5 separate regions of the Homo sapiens genome follow, and all the other regions are linked to region 3. Evidence: chromatin loops called from intact Hi-C (ENCODE). Cell type or tissue: gastrocnemius medialis. All regions are shown on one strand.

Evidence for each region. Hi-C counts contacts between places; a loop is a spot of excess contacts. Peaks named below come from ENCODE experiments on the same cell type or tissue, not always from the same donor. Only the 100,000 strongest peaks of a DNase experiment are listed, where the experiment ranks them.
Region 1: it touches region 3 in a loop (5-fold over the local background); 94 of 110 quality-filtered maps call a loop at or near these places.
Region 2: a loop joins it to region 3, with 2.9 times the contacts of the local background. A loop is called at or near these places in 29 of 110 quality-filtered maps.
Region 4: it touches region 3 in a loop (8-fold over the local background); 41 of 110 quality-filtered maps call a loop at or near these places.
Region 5: a loop joins it to region 3, with 4 times the contacts of the local background. A loop is called at or near these places in 5 of 110 quality-filtered maps.

What each region holds. Positions count from the first base shown.
Region 1 is chr1:180,879,863-180,883,862 of GRCh38, reverse strand. It overlaps XPR1 (xenotropic and polytropic retrovirus receptor 1), which reads right to left. Exons shown (of 15, transcript NM_004736.4): 14 at 3,566-3,787. Among named protein-coding and RNA genes, the nearest start is that of LINC02816, 25 kb to the left of the region's middle. In gastrocnemius medialis, a CTCF peak has its summit at 1,758 (motif pointing left); no DNase peak of the experiment used is centred here.
Region 2 is chr1:181,082,413-181,086,412 of GRCh38, reverse strand. No RefSeq gene overlaps it. Among named protein-coding and RNA genes, the nearest start is that of IER5, 4.3 kb to the left of the region's middle. In gastrocnemius medialis, a CTCF peak has its summit at 1,976; DNase peaks (open chromatin) are centred at 2,002 and 2,652; H3K27ac peaks cover 528 bases.
Region 3 is chr1:181,165,016-181,169,015 of GRCh38, reverse strand. No RefSeq gene overlaps it. Among named protein-coding and RNA genes, the nearest start is that of LINC01732, 7.5 kb to the left of the region's middle. RefSeq lists silencers at 2,155-2,224, 2,235-2,284. In gastrocnemius medialis, CTCF peaks have their summits at 2,032 and 2,231 (motif pointing right); a DNase peak (open chromatin) is centred at 2,275; H3K27ac peaks cover 536 bases.
Region 4 is chr1:181,036,829-181,040,828 of GRCh38, reverse strand. The region is part of intron 1 of MR1 (major histocompatibility complex, class I-related); the gene reads right to left. Among named protein-coding and RNA genes, the nearest start is that of MR1, 4.8 kb to the right of the region's middle. In gastrocnemius medialis, a CTCF peak has its summit at 2,211 (motif pointing left); a DNase peak (open chromatin) is centred at 2,208.
Region 5 is chr1:180,951,861-180,955,860 of GRCh38, reverse strand. It overlaps KIAA1614-AS1 (KIAA1614 antisense RNA 1), which reads left to right and starts at 974. Exons shown (of 2, transcript NR_145481.1): 1 at 974-1,193. RefSeq lists an enhancer at 739-1,344 and a silencer at 1,380-1,919. In gastrocnemius medialis, CTCF peaks have their summits at 1,722 and 1,929; DNase peaks (open chromatin) are centred at 1,400 and 2,320; H3K4me3 peaks cover 1,057 bases; H3K27ac peaks cover 1,599 bases.

The DNA.
Region 1 (4,000 bases), 290 kb after region 3:
TAGAGTTTCCTATTCAATTTCAGATACTATTGGAAAAACACTAAGAAACTAGATCACAACCAGAGGAAGGTAACAAGAACAATGGCAGGGTATGTGCAACGCAGAAGGTAGTGATCTGGGTTTGAGTACTGACTTTGATTTTTTTTTTTTTTTTTGAGACAGAGTCTCGCTCTGTCGCCAGGCTGGAGTGCAGTGGCATAATCTCAGCTCACTGCAACCTCCGTTTCCCAGGCTCAAGCAATTCTCCTGCCTCAGCCTCCTGAGTAGCTGGGATTACAGGCATGTGCCACCACGCTTGGCGAAGTTTTGTATTTTTAGTAGAGATGGGCTTTCACCATGTTGGCCAGGCTGGTCTCAAACTCCTGACCTCAGGTAATCTGCCCGCCTTGGCCTCCCAAAGTGTTAGGTTTACAGGTGTGAGTCACTGCACCTGGCCACCTGACTTTGATTTTATGATGCATCTATTTAACCCTTTGAGTGCCCGTTTCCATCTCTGTAAGGCAGGAATGGTAACACCGATTTCACTGAATACCACTTTCACCTCATGGAGACAGTATGCATATCAAGTGAGAACATGGATGAAAAAAGCATTAAACAAACTTAAGAAACTGGCTGGTTCCTGTAATCCCAGCTCCTTGGGAGGCTGACATAAGAGGATCGCCTTAGCCCGGCAGTTTGAGACCAGTCTGAGCATCACAGTGAGACCCTGTCTTAAAAAAAAAAAAAAAAAAAAAAAGCCAGGTATGATAGTGCAAACCTGTAGCCCCAGCTACTCAGGAAGCTGAGGAAGGAGGATCATTTCAGCCCAGGAGTTCAAGGCTGCAGTAAGGTATGATCACACCACTGCACTCCAGCCTAGGTGACAGACTGAGACCATGTCTCCAAAAAAAAACAACCAACCCCCAAAAAACAAATATAAGAAATTGTGATAAGGATGATGAGGATAAGATAAAACACCACTTGAGGCATACATGAGAAACCAAAAGAGTTAGCCAGCAGAAGAGAAGACCTAAGGAGAGGCATAACAGTTATTTCTCTTCAAAGAGTTGACAACATACAATGCAGAAGAGGGAGGAGACTCATTATAAGTTATGTGAGAGAGCCCAAATAGGATCAAATTGTTAAAGTTATAGTGAAATTACAGTGAAGCACATTTCAGCCCAACATAAACCATTTACCACTATAAATACCAACAATAAAATCAGGTGGCTGAGTGTGGTGGCTCTTGCCTGTAATCCCAGCACTTTGGGAGGCCAAGGAGGGAAGACTTCTTCAGGCTAGGAGTTTGAGACTAGCCTGGGCAACATAGTAAGACCCTGTCTCTATAAAAAATAAAAAATTAGCTGGGCAGAGGGGTGCAGGCGTGTAGTGCCAACTACTTGGGAGGCTGAGGTGGGAGGAGTGCTTGAACCCAGGAGGTTGAAGCTGCAGTGAGTCATGATCGTGCTGCTGCATTGAGCCAACCTGGGCAACGGAGCGAGATACTGTTTCAAAAAAACAAACAAACAAAAAAACCACACACATTAAGGATATGCTAAAGGTTGCATGAGTGATAAAGTCAGTACTGAAACTCAGATCTTATTTTGGATTCCCTGCTCTCTCCGCTGTACACCAACTGTTCCATTCCTAATGTCTTACTCTTGGTGCAATCTGGTTTCCCAGAGTTTCTCCGTTAAACACCTGAAATGGAACAGAATAATCTATTGCCAAAGAGCCCCTTCTTTAAGCAGAAATAGTATATGTTTAGATTGCCCTCTGCTGGTAACTAACAAGGATAATTAGACTTCAAAATCAGGAGCTCAATGAGGTCACCAATCACACTTAGCATTTTCTTCCAGCCCTTTGTGGCACTTATCTCACTGACCCACTCAGTGCTCCCCTGCCCCAGCTTCTTCAAACTCTGCTTCCTTGGGATCACAGCACCAACCATGCTTTGTTTTGATGCTCTTCCTATTACCTCCCTGACTATTCCTACCTCTTTTGTTTATTTTCTTTTTTTCTCTTGTCTGTGTTTGTTCCCTGGCTACTATGGTTGAGCCAGGGATTAAGACTCAGTTCCCTGCTCTCTGCTTTTCTCTGCCTTCTTCAGAGAACTTCCAAATCTCTATTTAAAGTTCAGCAGGTTCTACTCTACTCCTCTATATCCAATGAGTTACTGATACTACCTCCTGTTTCTTACTTCCTTCAAAACATCTCCTTATGTTCCTTCTGGTCCAACAGTAAGCATCCTGATCTGAATTTTCACTGCCCCATACATTGAAGTACTGCATAGCTTTTCATCTGGCTTTCTGGCCTTCAGTTTTTCCCTTGCCTAATATATCTTACACAGTGCTATTAAAACTTCCTAGGATACTACTTTCACAATGTCATTCTTCTACAGAAAAATTCTCTGTGACTCGTGGCTGGGTGCGGTGGCTCATGCCTGTAATGCCAGCACTTTGGGAGGCCAATGCGGGCGGATCACGAGGTCAGGAGATCGAGACCATCCTGGCTAACATGGTGAAACCCCATCTCTACCAAAAACACAAAAAATTAGCTGCGTGTGGTAGCGGACGCCTGTAGTCCCAGCTACTCGGGAGGCTGAGGCAGGAGAATGGCGTGAACCCAGGAGGTGCAGCTTGCAGTGAGTGGAGATTGCACCACTGCACTCCAGCCTGGGCAACAGAGCGAGACTCCATCTCAAAAAAAAAAAATTATCTGTGACTCATTCCTGCCTACAAGATCAAGTTTGCATTTTCAGCCTTTTACAATCATACTTCATCTATTCAGCAAAATTATTCTTACTATAATTCTAGTCACATGGTTTTTCTTTCTGCACTTCATTTCTACCTTTATGTTCTTTACTGTGTCTCTAGTCTATTCACTCCCTTATCCTTTAGAAAACCGTTCATCCTCAACCTAAGCCTCCTTCATTCCAATCTACTGTGCTATCTATTGTCTCTAAATTTCATATGCAGTCACCATATACTGTACATTTATGGTAACTTTTAGCAACATACGTAGTCAATGACTGATAAAAATATTGTTGTAGGTATTTAATAAGAAGATAAAAATAGTAATAGTTTATTCTTAGTAGGCTCTTTCTGTGAGGGAACTGGTCCAAGTTCTATGTAATAATGAATATAATCCACTTAACCTCCCTATAAGCAAGAACCATATTAATTTCAATTTACAGATGGGGGCAGAAAACAGAAATTAAGTCATTTGGTCAAGGCATAGATGGCAGGATTCCTAAAGTTTATAACATAAAAATTATTTGCATACACAACACACAGAAGAGTCAAGTATTAATAAATCACTCTCCAACAACCTTTTCCTCCAGACAGTGGATCTTTAGTGCCAAATTACTAGGTTATGCACTGATGACATTTACTCTATGTGCTCATTTAGACAGTCATAGGTTGTATCATATGGAATTGCTGCTTATTACTGTTTTTTTGTAGGTGAAAAATGGCTGAGTATTGGCAATTTCATTTGGTTCAACCTGATAGCTTTTTAGCTTACATGCTACCCAATGCTAAAACTCAAAGGAAATATGCCTCACAGAAGTAGAAGCCATACATACTGAGAAGCGAGGCGAGGCCGGCGCAGGGATATGCTCTGGTTGTACTTCCATGACCGATTCTTCTGGCGGTTTCGTACCCCATCATCCTGGTCCATCATCTGTTCTAGGAGAGTCTGATCATCTGCGTTCAGGGGGGCCACAGAGATGTCCCGCACAGCACGGAATTCACCACAGTTATTCAGATGTTCATTCTCCAGGCGGAAGAAGTTCCACACAAATCGCCTTAGCAAAATGGGGTAGATCAAAGTACTTATGAAATTGTAACATACTTCTGCTACCTGTAAACCTCCCAGTGTATCAAGTTTCCACTCATGGAAACAAAAACAAAGAATTAAGGGCTTGAATATTAAAATAGGGAAAGATGGTGTTGCGGGGAGGTGGTGGTGGGGGGGTAAGGGAAACAAGACTAGACTATGAAAAAGGGAGGGACTTATG
Region 2 (4,000 bases), 83 kb after region 3:
TAGGATCCACAAGTTCCAAGCAGCAGGAGCAACAGAGTCCAGTGTAGGGAACATCTTACTTTGCAGTTGTGCTGGGCACATGCCCAAAAGCAAGTGGGAAAGGCTAGAAACAGAGGCCGAGGCTGCATGATAGTGGGTTGTGGGTGCCTTGATGAGGAGATAGGACCACAGGGACCTTACTAAAGGTTGTTCAGTAAGGGAAGCACAGAATAGATTCTAGAACAGTTGGTGCATAGAAGAGCACACATAAAGCTCTTGTGGAAATTTAGGCAAAGGGTTGTGAAGACCTGAACTAGGTGGAGGCAACAAGAATGAAGAAACTGGCAGGGCATGGTGGCTCATGCCTGTAATCCCAGCACTTTGGGAGGCCGAGGTGGGCGGATCACGAGGTTAGGAGTTCAAGACCAGCCCGGCCAGCATGGTGAAACCCCGTCTTTACTAAAAATACAAAAAATTAGCCGGGCATGGTGGCACGTGCCTGTAATCCCAGCTACTTGGGAGGCTGAGGCAGGGGAATTGCTGAAACTCAGCAGGCAGAGGTTACAATGAGCGGAGGTCGCACCACTGCACTCCAGCCTGGGTGACAGAGCAAGACTCCATCTCAAAAAAAAAAAAAAAAAAAAAAAATGAGGAAACTGAGAGACAAAAGAACTTTAGTGATGATCTGGGATGCTCCCACTCACCCATCCAGGCAGGTTATTGCTAGTGTCAAGCCTCTTGCCTTCCATGAAGGCTTTCTGACCTGCCTGAGCTGAGCTTTTCCATCATCCACCACTGTACTCAGCACACTCCTTCATCATTGCCCTCATCACTTTCTCCTGTCATGCCCAGTGTCCCTCCCAGACTATGCCCTCATTGAAGGCAGGAGCCCAGCTCATATTTGTAGCCAGGATATGGTGAAAATACATAACAGCTGGTGCAGTACAGGCACTAACCATCAGAACAGGGTCCTGGAGGCCCTTACAATGCTAGGGGTTTGGAGGGCTCCTGCAAGAGGGGCTGCATGGCCAGTAAGGGGGCTACTCACGGGCTTAGGGCAGAGGTTCTATCAACTGACATGGAAACATTTCAATACTTTAACAACTGGGTTGGCTGTACCAGTGCATACTGAGTGATTATACACTTGGATTAATGAATTCCTAATAATAATAATGTTTACCAAGCACTGTGCTAGACATAGTACATGCATTATTTAGCACATTTATAAAGTTCTGAAAGTAGATATCATTATCTTCATTTACATTTAACCTACTTAAAGCTCCAATGTGGGGTCATGGGGCTAGATTGCCTGGCTCCTCTTCTCACTGCTGTGTGACCTTTGGAAAGTCATCTCACCTCTAGGTGAAATGGGAAATCCATATTTTAGTTTGCTTATATAGGCAAGTTATTTAACCTCTTTGTGCCTCAGTCTCCTGTGAAAAATGGGAATAATAAAAATAACTAAATTGCTTAGTACAGTTCCTAGCACCATATAAACACTTATAATTCTTAGTTATTGTTGTTATTATGGTTATTGTTATCACACCAGTGCCTAGCACAGTTCTGAACACATAGTAGGTACACTCTTAGTACTTGTTGAATTTTTAATGCTTTTTCTGCTGTACCACATAATAGGTGCTTAATAAATGTCTGATGACTTGCAAGTTGCACATTATCACTGTCATTATCAGGATTTTCTTTGATCCTGAGCCAACGAAATGGAACCTTTAGAACTCATGTCTGGAGGGCCCGAGTTCGTATGATCAGGAAACTTCACCTCCACCTACCAAAAAAAGCAGGACGATAGCATATTCTTTTAAGATTTAGCAAGCAGGAACTGAGTTAGAATTTGCCATCATCCATCTCTGAGATTTTGTCAGTTGAAAAGAGAAGTTCGCAGCATGATCAGAAACAGTAGGGTTGTCAGAAGAACAGAGGAACCAACTGCTCTGGAAGAAAAGGCCAGAGCACCTCCCACAGGTCTGTTCTGTCTTTTCACCCCTCTGCTGGGCACAGGCAGATTAGTACAAGGAGCTTTGGGCTCTGCTGTTTCCACAGCTGTCTGAGGTCACTCAGGCGCTATCTGGGCTCAAGCCTGTGGATTCCTGTCGCACAGGCTGCTCTGCCCACTGCTGTTGACACTATTTACGCCCTTGTTTACACAACTAATTGAAGGCTAAGTATTATTATCAGATGATTAAAGATCTTAACTTGCCTTAAATTACGTCTAGTCTGTGCAAACCCACTACAGATTATGCACACGGTAGCTATGTGAGAAGTAACAATTAGTAAGAAGGGAGTTGGTGAAAGAAAAATAAGTTATTTGCACTGTCCCTACCTTTCAATATTAGGACATTTTCAATTGGTGGGGGGTGAGGGGCAGTGTCAAAATTGCTTATGCAATCAAATAGTCATTTGTATGACATACTAAATATTTAGGGGGAAAAGATCTATAAAAATACATTATTAGCACTTTATGTAAGTGATACTCCTTTTTTTCTTCTGAGAACAGACAAATCCACTTTTTTTTTTTTTTTTTTTTTTTTTGAGACAGAATCTCACTCTGTTGCCCAGGCTGGAGTGCAGTGGTGTGATCATGGCTCACTGAAACTTCCGCCTCTCAGTCTTCCAAGTAGCTGGGACAACAGGCGCATGCCACCACAATGGCTAATTTTTGTATTTTTAGTAGAGATGGGGTTTCACCATGTTTGCTACGCTGGTCTCAAACTCCTGACCTCAATTGATCCACCTGCCTCGGCCTTCCAAAGTGCTGGGATTACAGGTATGAGCCACTGCACCTGGCCCAAATCCACTTTTTAATTTGTTCCTTTTTTCTCTCACTATTCTGGATATTGTACATCTTTTTTTTTTTTTCTCTTGGCTGCTTGATTTTCTTTTTCATTTTTCTTTTTTTTAATTTTAATTTTAATTTTTTTTTTTTGAGACAGAGCCCTGCTCCATCGCCCAGGCTGGAGTGCAGTGGCACAATCTCGGCTCACTGCAGCCTCCACCTCCCGGGTTCAAGCAATTCTCCTGCCTCAGCCTCCCGAGTAGCTGGGACTACAGGCGTGCGCCACCATGCCTGGCTAATTTTTGTATTTTTAGTAGAGACAGGGTTTCACCATGTTGGCCAGGATGGTCTTGATCTCTTGACCTTGTGATCCGCCCGCCTCAGCCTCCCAAAGTGCTGGGATTACAGGCGTGAGCCACCTTGCCTGGCCCTGGCTGCTTGATTTTCTATATAATTTTTAAATTTTCAAATGGTGTTTGACTAGGAATGCACATCAAAACCTGTCTTTTTCCCTTCTCTCCATTTTCATTCCTAAACTGCTTACAACCCTGCCCACCTTCTTGTACTAAATTTTGAATCTTTGTTCAGATAACCTTAAATTGTTTTTTGTTTTTTCTGTTTTTTGGTTTTTGTTTTGTTTTTGTTTTTGTTTTTTAGACAGAGTCTTGCTCTGTCACCCAGGCTGGAGTACAGTGGTGGGATCTCAGCTTACTGCAACCTCTGCGTCCTGGGTTCAAGAGATTCTTGTGTCTTAGCCTCCCTGGGATTACAGGCGTGCGCCACCACACCTGGTTAATTTTTTTGTATTTTTAGTAGAGATAGGGTTTCACCATGTTGGCCAAGCTGGTCTTGAATTCCCGACCTCAAGTGATCTGCCTGCCTTAGCCTCCCAAAATGCTAGGATTACAGGCGTGAGCCACTGCACCGGCCACTAGAGAACCTTAAATTGTTTTTATGATCAACTTTTTCAGATTCTGTCTCCTTTAAGACTCCTAAGGAAAACAGATTCTTCAATAAGGGTAGAGCAATCAAACTCATTAAAATGAGCCTAGGATCCTATCAAGCTGCAGAATGAGAAAACACCACCATATAAAACCCTAGACCTGTGCTGTTCACTACATTGGCTACTAGCCACATGTGGCTAGTGAGCACATGAAATGTGTTAAGTACAACTGAGGAACTGCATTTTACGTTTTATGTAATTTTAATCCATTTAAATTTAAAAATTGA
Region 3 (4,000 bases):
AGGGTGACCAGAAGACATACCTTAAGGACACCTTGAAATTCAGCCTTGATGCCTGGGATAGGACTGTGACTTGCTAGGACATGCAGTCAGACAGATGAACCAAGGGGGACACCAATTAGAGATGAGAGGACCCTGAGACCAGTCTGCAACTTGGAGCAACTGCAAGAAGATGCTCCTTCCAGAGTACAGAGGGGAAAACTGCTGCTCCCAAAAAAGATTCTTCCCCCTCTGTCCCTCAGCCCCATGAAATGGGACAAACTGATCCAGTACCACCTCAGATTTAGGCCTGTTAAAAGCCTGGGAGGATATTAACGACCTTCCCCATAAAACAGTGGCTTTCTCTTCTTATATTTTATCAGCTTCCATTGCTCTGCATTTAAAAGGAGGCACACAAAATTGCAATGCCATCCTCCAAGGTGTGTGGCAACAGCCAAGGTGAGTGGAACAAACGTGAACAATGTTTCTTCTGCTCTCACACCACCAACAACATCAATACAGAAGACTTTTGGCCGGGCTCAGTGGCTCAAGCTTATAATCCCAGCACTTTGGGAGGCCAAGCCAAGCAGATAGCTTGAGGCCAGGAGTTCGAGACCAACCTGGCCAACATGGTAAGAACCCCTTCTCTATTAAAAATACAAAAATGAGCCAGCTGTGGTGGTACACACCTGTAATCCCAGCAACTTGGGTGACTGAGGCATGAGAATTGCTTGAATCCAGGAGGCGGAGGTTGCACCACTGCATTCCAGCCTGGGTGACAGAGCAAGACTCTGTCTCAAAAAACAACAGACTTCTGTGACCAAATACTCGGTGGTTTTACCCCACCAACATGCAAGCAATCAATTCAGCAGCAGACGTGAGCTGCAGGGGTATCTTCCAATTCAATTCGGACACTGTCTACCTGGAGATAGCATCAGATCCCACAGGTTGAGGGCTCAGTCCCACAAGAATGCCTCCCTCTTCCTCCAGACACCAGTCACAGATCCTCAAGCTGGGCTTTCCACATTTCTTTAGGTTTGATTAATTTGCCAGAGTGGCTTACAGAACTCAGGGAAACATGTTTACCAGATTATGAAGGATATTACAAAGAATATAAACAAAGAGAGGCATAGGGCAAGGTATGGGGGAAGAAGCATGGAGCTTCCATACCTTCCCTGAGCACGCCACCCTCCAAGAACCTCCACGTGTTCGGCTATCCGGAAGTTCTCCGAACACTGTCTCTTTGGGTTTTTATGGAAGCTTCATTATGAGGCATGATTGATAAAGCCACTGGCCATTGGTGATCAACTTAAACTTCAGCTCCTCTCCCCTCCCCGGAGATTGCAAGAGCAAGGACGGAGTTTGGAAACCACCGCCCTTGACCTTTGCTGTCCAAAGCAGTAGCCACTAGTCCCATGTGGCTACCCACAATTGCAGTGAGGCTGGTCTGAACTGAGGTGTGCTATAAGTGTAAAATTCATACCAGATTTCAAAAACTTATCAAGAAAAGAATATACAATATCTGGTGAGTAATTTTTACATTGATTACATGTTGAAATGATAATATTTTAGATATATTCGGTTAAATAAATTATATCATTAAAATGAATTTAACATGTTTTTTATTTTTTAATGCGGCAACTAGAAAATTTTAAGTTACTATGTGGCTCATGTTATATTTCTGGGTTTTTTTTGTTTTTTTGTTTTTTTTGGAGATGGAGTCTCATCACCCAGACTGGAGTACAGTGGCACAATCACGGCTCACTGCAGCCTCAACCTCCCAGGCTCAAGTGATCCTCCTGCCTCAGACTCCCGAGTAGCTGGAACTACAGATGTGCACCACTACCGCTGGCTAATTTTTTTATTTTTTGTAGAGACAGGGTCTCGCTATGTTGCCCAGGCTGGTCTTAAACTGCTGGGCTCAAGCAATTCTCCTTCCTTACGCTCCCAAAGTGCTGGGATTACAGGCATGAGCCACCATGCCTGGCCTCAGCCCTGTGTGATATTTCTATGGGACAGTGGTGCTTAAATGATCAACTTCAATGGGAGAATGTGTGTACCTCTACATACAGAGGTAGATATATAGTTTCTGATTATATAAATAAATATAATATATTTGGCTTTGAAAGACCAAATAAACAGGACTTGAACTTTTTTTTCCATGAATGGTAGGAAAGTTATGACTATGAGAACCTTAATGTTTGCTATGAACGGCTTGGGGTGGCTTTACTCACTGTTCCAGACTACAGAGTTGATGCCTGGGTTGACCACTAGAGAGCAGTGGCGTATATAAAATGTGAGCGTTCACACAGCCATTAACTGTGAAGACACTCCGCCCAGCCCACATGCAGAGCCACTACAGGGTCGGCACTAGGTAATGATTAAAACCCATGCTCTTTCCCTCCCTTTTAAGTGCCATATGCCTGGGGAAGAAGAAAAGACTACAGAAAACTGGGTAGAACTAGAGCTGACCCTTAAACTGTGAGGCTCAGACAGCAGCAAAGCAGGAAGGCCATTCTGCGTGAAAAACATCAGATGTTCAAAGGCAAGTGTTCAAAGACCCAGGCGCGGAGTCACGTTTACCTTCCTGGCTCCGAGGCTATCAAAATGCGGGGCCTGAAGCAAGCCACTGGGCCTTGCTTCTGTAAGATGAGGTAGAGCTAGGTGAGCTTTAACATGTCCTCCAACGTCAGCATTGCAGCCATTCCAGAGTGAACCCCGCGGGCCTGCTGTTCCAATAGGTTTAATGGGGGACACAAACACCTTCCAGGCACAATGGTACTGTAAATCCATGCTTTAAGTGCCCCCCACCACTCCAAACACCTAGCAATAATACATAAGATATAAAAATTTTAAAAATGAAAGTCCAAGCCTTGCTCCGGAAGATCAGCATCTTGGCCGGGCGCAGTGGCTCACGCATGTAATCCCATCCCTTTGGGAGGCTGCTGCAGGTGGATCACCTAAGGTCAGGAGTTCGAGACCAGCCTAGGCAATATGGTGAAACCCTGTCTCTACTAAAAATATAAAAATTAGCTGGGCGTGGTGGCAAGTTCATGTACTGCCAGCTGCTCAGGAGGCTGAGGCATGAGAATCGCTTGAGCCCAGGAGGTTGCGGTGAGCCGAGATCACGCCATTGCATTCCAGGAAAAAAAAAAAAAAAAAAGATCAGCATCTCCAAGGATCAGAGAAACACAGAAATACAATTCTACAGCAGAAATGGTGCTATAGGTTCTCCAGGTCACCACTCAGGCAGAGGTGGCCAGGAGCTTTTCTCTTCTCTTGTGGTAAAAGGGGAACTATACATGGCCAGGGGTTCCCAGTCCAGAAACTGGGTGGGGCTTTCACACCCAAGAACCAGGAATATAAAATGCTGGGGCTGAGACTTATACAAAGCTTCTTATCCCAGTTGAAGAGGAACCTTGCCAAAGAGGTCCCCTGGCTCAGTGTTGGGATCAGCAACGTCCCCAAATCATGGCAGTATGGATACCTGAGCTGACAATTGAAAATCTGGTTCTGAATTGGGGGCTGCGAGGACCAAAAAGAAGCTACTGCAAAACCACTAGGTTGAAAGGGAATGAGCATAGAGAGAGACTAAAATTACTAATAATAACTCCCACAAGAGAAAGACTAAAAAGGCAGTCAAAAAATGTAATCTAAAAATGTAATGGTAGGAATTGAATTCACTTCAGAAGAAGTGAAAATGGTAGGGCAATGTGACACTGACTTTTTAAGGAATTGATTATTTATTTAGCAAATATTCTAAGCACCTACCATGTCCTAGACACTGTTTTAGGTGCTCAAGATACAATAATCAACAAAACAAGACTGCTGATATGGTTTGGTTCTGTGTCCCCACCCAAATCTCATCTTGAATTATAATCCTTTATAATCCCCACATGTCAAGGGAGGGACCAGGTGAGAGGTGCTTGGATCATGGGGGTGATTTTCCCATGCTGTTCTCATGATCGTGAGTGAGTTCTCACAAGATCTGATGGTTTTATAAGGCAGTTTTTCCTGCTCTTGC
Region 4 (4,000 bases), 130 kb after region 3:
TACAGACATGAGCCACCGTGCCTGGCTGTGTCTTTCTTTCTTTCTGGGTTTTTTTTTTTTTTAACTTCAATCTAATTCTGATGCCTGGTTTTGAAACAGTTGTTCTCCACCAGCCAGCCTTGACTTCAAAGTCCAGGCACCTAAAGGCTGGACTTGCTTTTTCAGTCACACCCATCCACCACTGGTTCAGCCCAGCGTGGCTCTGCTCCAGGACATCACAGTCCCTTCCTCTTCATTTGCCATGGGCCCAGTTACCCATCTGGTGCCTCCACAGGAACAAGTCATGCTTGCTCCTTAGCTGGGCCTTTAAAATGTTACCTCTGCTGTGGTGGGAAGTTGATTGACACATGTTCAGTCAGTAACTCACAACAGAAAAGATGAGGAAAAGTCCAGGTACCCTCTCTCTCCTAGTACATTAAAACTTGTGATAATTTATATCCCACCAGGATTTGTTGCAGACATAATCAGATTTCGAATCATTTGGAAAGGCCAATATTTTACCATTTTTGACCTATAAAAATGGCAATTTCATATCATTTGATCTAATCTTCCATTTCTCTTTTCTCGCCCTAATAATTTTGAAATTAAGTCTCTCTCTCCCTTTCCATGAACAGATAGATCATCAGCATCAACTCACTTATTAAGCTGAAATATACAATTTAGAATTTGGTATTCTGTCTAAACCAGTCAAGCTACTTCTCAAAAGGCATCTCCTGCCCAGTCTCATCAGCTTCTGACAGATAGTGCTGGAGAACCCGAACGACACAACCAAAAACTCTTAGGCTAGGTGCAATGGCTACTTGATAGTTCTAAATCATGTTCCCTTTAACCTGTCCATTAACCAGTTGGGCCATTCTTACAAAAGGCTGTGAAAATCACTGGATTGTAAAATAATTGATGAAGTGTTTTCACTTCATCCATGAGGGCAATTTTTCTTTTCTTTTTTCTTTTTTTTTTTTTTTTGAGATGGAGTCTCGCTCTGACACCCAGGCTGGAGTGCAGTGGCATGATCTTGGCTCACTGCAACCTCTGCCTCCTGGGTTCAAGCAATTCTCCTGCCTCAGCCTCCAGAGTAGTTGGGATTATAGGCGCCCACCACTACACTCAGCTAATTTTTGTATTTTTAGTAGAGACAGGGTTTCACCATGTTGGTCAGGCTGGTCTCGAACTCATGACCTCAGGTGATCCACCCACCTCAGCCTCCCAAAATGTTGGGATTACAGGCGTGAGCCACCGCGCCCGGCCTCATGGGGGCAATTATTTATTTAGTGTCTACTATGTACAAGGAATTGGAGGCAATGTTAGGAAGAGAAGAACAAATCAAATACCAGCTCTTTCCTCCAGGAACTTACAGTATTATTGGGGAGCTAAAGCACATAACAAATAAATGAATTCCACCACACACGGCAACAAGCAGCAAGCGCCAGAAAAGAGTACCAATGGAGTGCTCCAGCCACTAGGAGAAGAGAGACCGTGGTCCCATGAGAAGGGATCCACTGGGAAATGTTCCAAGGAGGTGGCAGATCAGATGGGCCTTCAATGAGGCATAAAGGGCAGCAGCATCTTAATCATAGTCATCACAACTGTATTTGTTTATTGAGCACATACCTTGTGTTAGGTACCATTTTAAGCCCTTGATAAGCATGGGTTTCACTTATTCTTCTAACAAACTTTTGAGGTAGGTCTTATAATTCCAACCCACAGATAGAAAATAGGTGCAGAGAGGCCGGGTGTGGTGGCTCATGCCTGTAATCCCAGCACTTTGGGGGGCCAAGGCAGGCGGATCACCTGAGGTCAGGAGTTCAAGACCAGCCTTGCCAACACGGAGAAACTCTGTCCCTACTAAAAATGCAAAAAATTAGCTGGGTGTGGTGGCGCATGCCTGTAATCCCAGCTACTTGGGAGGCTGAGGCAGGAGAATCGCTTGAACCCAGGAGGCGGAGGTTGTAGTGAGCCGGGATCACGCCATTGCACTCCAGCCTGGGCAATAAGAGCAAAACTCCATCTCAAAAAAAAAGAAAAGAAAATAGGTGCAGAGAGATTAATTGCCCAAGATCATCCTCAGAATCCATAAGTGAAGGAACCAGGAATCACACTGTGATCTCTCCATGGGAAGTCCCTCTACCTTGAGACTACCCAACCCTCCCTAGTGTAGGGGAAGCTTTCCAGGCCAGGCTTCTAGCCCCTGGATTATCACTGCTCTCTCCTGCCCCCTTGTGTCAAGGATGACTCACTGCCTCTGATTTCCCAGTCCCTGGGGCCACAGGCTCCAGACCTTCCTACACACAGGTGGCCGTGAGTCCTGATTGGATAACCAGGTCAACACAGTCTGATTATTTATTGGCTCTCTCAAGAAGTCCAATGCCTTAATAAGGTCAAAATGATTATGATTCCTGGGAATGACTCTTTAGAATTTCGAGCATCGTGGGAATGAGGGGAGAAGTAGGTGGCAATATTTTTAGTTAAGGGGACCTTTGGACACATCTCAGGCCATGTTCATGGATGGTTCTATGTGCAGCAAGAACCATTAGTCCCCTCTCCTAATGACATGTCTAACTAACTACAGGAACTTAGAGCATAAAAGTGGCGACTGTGACAAGTTTGGCTTGTGAGCTACTCTTCTGAGGCTACCCTTTTGAAGGTTGCCAATGTCTCACTTCATATAGGTATATTCTTTTCTGAATGTCCAATAAGCACAGTCCTAGCTGCTGGAAACAGAGCAATGAACACATGAAAGTCCCAGCCCTGTGAGATAATTTCTAGACAGGAGATTGGCAATAAATACATATATAATACAAGGTCAGGTGGAGATAAAGATTATGAAGAAAAGTAAAGCAGAGAAAAGAGAGTGTGGAGAGGAGAAGGCCTGATCTTTTAGATAGAGGGACCACAGCAGGTGGCATTTGAGCAGAGATGTGAATGGAGTAAGAAAGTGAGCCCTGTAGGACTATGTGGAGTTTTGGAAAACGAATGAATGAGCTCTGGTGTCTTTTTTCCCTCAGTACTCTCTGTACACAATGATGACTATATGTCTTATGTTTCCCAGAAAATCCCGATTTTATAAATTTTATTTTTCTAAAATGATCCTTTGAAGTTATAACAAAATGTGACTTAATATGTATACTCTTGAAAGATTTTCCCCGATAAATATAAATTCATACATCAGAAAAAACATCCTTTGTCATCTTTCTCAATTTGAGTTCCCTAAAATAAGTGTTCAAAGAGTCATGTGTTTGATCTTTAACTTAGGCTCCTTTCCTCCAGCTCTTAGCAATACTGTGGGGTAAGAGGATTGGGGTCAAGTGAGAATAGACAGATATTTCAACTAGTCAAAAGAAAAATCTACAAATTAGTTGAATTTCTCAAGTTTAGATAGATTCAATGCCAATTAAGAAGAGGGCCTTAGGGGAGTGAAACATTGTCTTGGAGAAATTTCTATGGCATATACCTTGGCAACAGCTCCATGGAAACAGACTGAAGTCTATCTAATAAAGTCTAAAGAAAAAGCCCATATTTTCTCATGTTAACTCTTTGAACTCAAGGTCACTTCTAAGCAGATAATATGCAAGTCTGTTTTTTAACAGTAACCCAGTTGGCAGCTTAGGGAGCTTATCCATCATCAGACCTCGCCTGTGAAGGACTCCACCATTCATGAAGTAGATTGATATAGCAGATTTATACAGCCATAAAATTATGAGTAATATCAAGAGACTGACCTTGGTTATGTCGAGATGAAACATACAAATCACATATGGCAATGCATGAGAAATCTCATGCCAGCCCCCAGTCTGATTACACCCACCCATATCGCCAATTCACAGTTTCACACAGGCTGAAATGAAGAACAAGATGAGTTGTAAAAGCATGAAACACCTTTTTAATACAAATCCTGCAACTACAGTAAGCCACAGTTTTGAATTTGCAGTCGTTATTACTGCCCGAGCTCTCTATGGCTCCCAGTCAAATAACTGTGATTTCTTAGGGACATTACCTCCGAACA
Region 5 (4,000 bases), 210 kb after region 3:
CCTAAAGAGTCACAATAAAGAGCCCTTGGTACAAGATCCTATGGGATTTAAGGGGAGGAGCCGAAGTCAGCATGCAGTATCGGGAATGCTTCCAGAGACAGACACCTCTAATATTTTTGAAGGCTGCCACGGGGTTTGTGGGGGGACAGGGAAAAGGCATTCCAGCCAAGGCACATGCATAAAGCATGAGAGAGTAGGTGGGTGCATGGATGGGTGAAGTTGGGGCTAGTGGGATCCAGGAGCCAACAAACAAAGCTCCTGCCAATAATACCCACACAAGAATCCTGTGCCCAGAGGCAGTTTGGAAGACTAAGAAGTCCACAGTCGCATCATTGCCCTCCTCTCCTGGGTCATAGGCCTCTTCTTGGCACACCCGGAAAAGAGGTGGAAACAAACAGCTGCCCAGGACACCTGGGCATCTAGGATGGAGGCCTCTTCCCCACTACCCCAGGGGCCAGGCCATAGCCCTGAGGGTTTCTTCTGCCTCCCCGCAGAACAGAGCCATAACCCACTTTAAATTACAACTCGGTACACACTTGCAGAAGCATTTCTCAAAACCTAACCTACCCTTGGCTTGTATAAAGCACTCTAATTTTTATTTTAATTTAATGTTGGTCTCAACCCACAAAATTGCTTTTATAACCCATGAGTGAATTGTGCCTGCAGTTTGGAAACACTGCCCTGGAAAGGGATCTGCCTGCTCTTCTCCAGCCCCACTTCCCAGAAGAAAAACCAAAATGAGAGCCCCTGCGTCCTGGTGAAGGTCAGTGGCGGGCAGGCCAAGCAGGGCCTCCAGAGCTGCTCGAGGGCCTCCAAGGGAGGTGAGCTGCAGAGGGACCCAGGAGGGTGGAAGGATGCTGGCTGGAAGTCACAGAGGGCCAGGTTCAAATCCTGCCTCCGCTTTTGATTGGCTCCCAGACCTTGGATCTATCTGTGAATTAACCTTTGAGCCTCGGACTCCTCGTGCGTTAGCCTGGTATAATAGTCTCTCTCTCGCAGTGTTGCCGTATGGATTCAGGGTGATTTAATGACCTCAACAGAGCTCTGGAACATTTGCGTAGCTGGCAGGGCAAGGCGAGGGACAGCCCAACGAAGGCAGGTCCTTGAAGTCCTGGTTAACACTGGTTTCCAAAATTCGAGCCGGCCTGCGGTTTTTCCAGCACGCCTGAAAGCTGGGGACACTCATGCACCAGGTACTCATTCCTGCACACCCCGCCCCCGCCCCACGGACATGAGGGTCCATAGGTCGCCCCACTTCCTCCCCATCCCTCCGGCCAGCTCCAGCTCATCCTCCCAGTCTGGCTCGGCGCGCCGCCTCCACATCACCTTTCAGCAAGGCCCGGGACCGTGCGGTGCACCAGTAGGCCCCGTCCGCCTCCCCAGCCGTGCGTTTCTCAAAGGCAGGGTGAGCCCAGCAGTGTGTGTGCGTGTACGCGTGCGCGCGTGTGCTGGGGGCGGGGTTTGCAAAACTCCCGCGAGCCCGCCCTCCCTCCACCCTCAGGCTGCAGGCCCCCGCGGCTCTAACAGCCGGTGCCCTGCTGGACACACCCCGCCTCGCGGAAGCGGCCTTGGCACGAAGGCCCTGGCGACCCCCAGGCAGCGCAACGGGCCGCTCCCCTCTCACCCCCGCCCGCGCGAGGCCCCGCGGGAGGACGCGGACAGAGGCTGTTGGCTGTGCTGCCTGGCCCCACGCCTCCTGTCTGCGCGGCGGGAACACTCCGCGGGCGGCCGCGTGGCCGGGAAGGCGCGGCTGGCGCGGAGTCTGCGGGTGCAGAGCAAGCGGCCGCCCGCTGCCTGCCCTGGCCGGTGGGGACAGCCCGCCCTGCCAGGGAGACTTGGGGGGGCACCGGAGTCGCTGCGAGGTTGCCTCTAGTGGCCTGAGGGCGGGGCGGGCGCGGGGCAGCTGCTGAGGGCACAGTCGCCTCCTGGTCGCAGGGCCCGCGACAGACCCCGATTCTCCCTCCCGGGACACCGGGTGCCAGCTGCGGATATCTCTCGCCGCCGCTGCACCCCGCAGCGACAGAGGGGGGCCCCCGGGAAAGAGGGGAAAACCAGCCGCCGCCCGGGACGCTGGTTCTGCGGGTGGCTTCTGAAAATGCCCCCAAGCCCCGAGGAGACTGAGGTGCCTGAGGCAAAGGGGTGCCACTTTCTGCTCCGTGTAGTCCCAGTGTCAGGGGCCTTCTGTGAACCGCGGGAGGGACATAAGTTAGACACCGGGAATACCCACACCTTTGCATGTGGCTGCTTCGTTTCTGTGCCTGAGCCACTTGGCCCTTGCTGTAGCTTCCTACTCGTTTTACAAAGCCCTGCTTGTGCTCACCTGCCCGGTTGGCGCCCTTGCCAACTACCCGGCCAACCACGAATCACGGCCCCAGGCTGTCCACAGGCTACCCACAGGCTACACCGGCTGCAGCTCCTCTTGCAGCATACCCTGCATCCGGCGCTGTAATGTGTGTGTGCCTCCCCCTGGGCTGGGGCCCCTTGAGGCTGCGGGTCTTTCTTAAGTCCGGGGGCTCTTGCCTGGCCTAGGCCTGGTTCCTGGTTAATAAGCTCTCAGTAAGAAGGTTCTGATGGCCCAGGCACTATGGCTCAGGCCAGCACTTTGGGAGGCTGAGTCGGGCGGATCACATGAGGTCAGGAGTTCGAGACCAGCCTGGCCAACATAGTGAAACCCTGTCTCTACCAAAAATACAAAAATTAGCTAGACATAGTGGCAGGCGCCTGTAGTCCCAGCTACTTGGGAGGCTGGGGAAGGAGAATCACTTGAGCCCAGGAAGCGGAGGTTACAGTGAGCTGATACTGTGCCATTGCACTCCAAGCCTGGGCAACAGAGTGAGACACTGTCTCAAAAAAAAAAAAAAAAAAAAAAAAAAAAAGGTTCTGATGTTCCAGTGTGTGAGGCAGGGCTGCCCTAGGCCTTCGAGGTCAGCAGCTCCCCAGGCAGGCAGATGCAGGCAGTTGGGGAAGGTCAAACAGGAGGCTGGAGGAACCAAAGCCCCCTCCCATTTCCACACAAGGCAGGGCCTGCACATCAGGCTGCCCCAGGGAGAAGCTGGGATGCCAGCGCCTTTGCCTCCTTGGAATTAGGTCACCGTCCAGAGGCCTGGGAGCCTCCAGTGTCCCGCGTGCCTCGTGCCCCTCCCCTAGCACCAAGCCTTTTCTGGCATGGGGAGGCAGCTGCAGTGGGAAAAGTGGGCCCCAAGTCAGAGGGGCAGGATTGCATGCCCTGTCACTGCTGCTGAACTTGGTTCCCCATCTATGCAAAATGAAGACAATGAGCAGGACATACCTGGCAGGACTATTTAAGGACTAAGTATGTCACCAGCCCGGGAGGTGATACGCCTGAGGCCTTTTCCCGTCCTCCCAGCCCCAGCCACCCCCTTCCACCTCCTCCCACCTGGGAAGGCAAGTTGTCCTTTTCAGAGAAAAGTGGAGCTGTCTTTGGCCCCCAGGAGCTTTTCTCAACATGAAATTTCTCCAGTTTTGTGACCTTAGGCCAAGAATTGCAGTATAGGAGGAGCCAGGGTTTCTCCACACTTGAAGTTTCTTGCTGTGGGCTCATTTCTACACTTTGAAGAGTGCCAGTGCCCTCTTCACAGCCTGAAGCCCCAAGCACTTGTTCCTCTGGCCCCTCTGCTCACCTGCCAGATCCCCCTAATTCCTCCTCCACCCCCCTACCCCATTCTGTGAGCCATGGGGCTCAGCCCCTCCCTCTCCTCCCATGGGCATCATGAAGACAGGGTTCTACCTGGCTCCTGCTGCAAAGGCCCTGGGTGGGGGAACACACTCCCAACACTGCACAGGACTGCCTCCCCACCCCCACGACCTTGTCCCTGGGCCACAGGCCTGCTTCAGTGTTCTTGCCCAATGAAAGCTGCCCTGACACTCTTTTAAACCCGATTCTGCTGAGGGTTGGGTTTCTTGGTTCCAGGATTTTTTTTTTTTTTTAACCACAGCTGGCACCCTGGCCAGTTCTAAAACAGCCCTGAACTTCCTATTC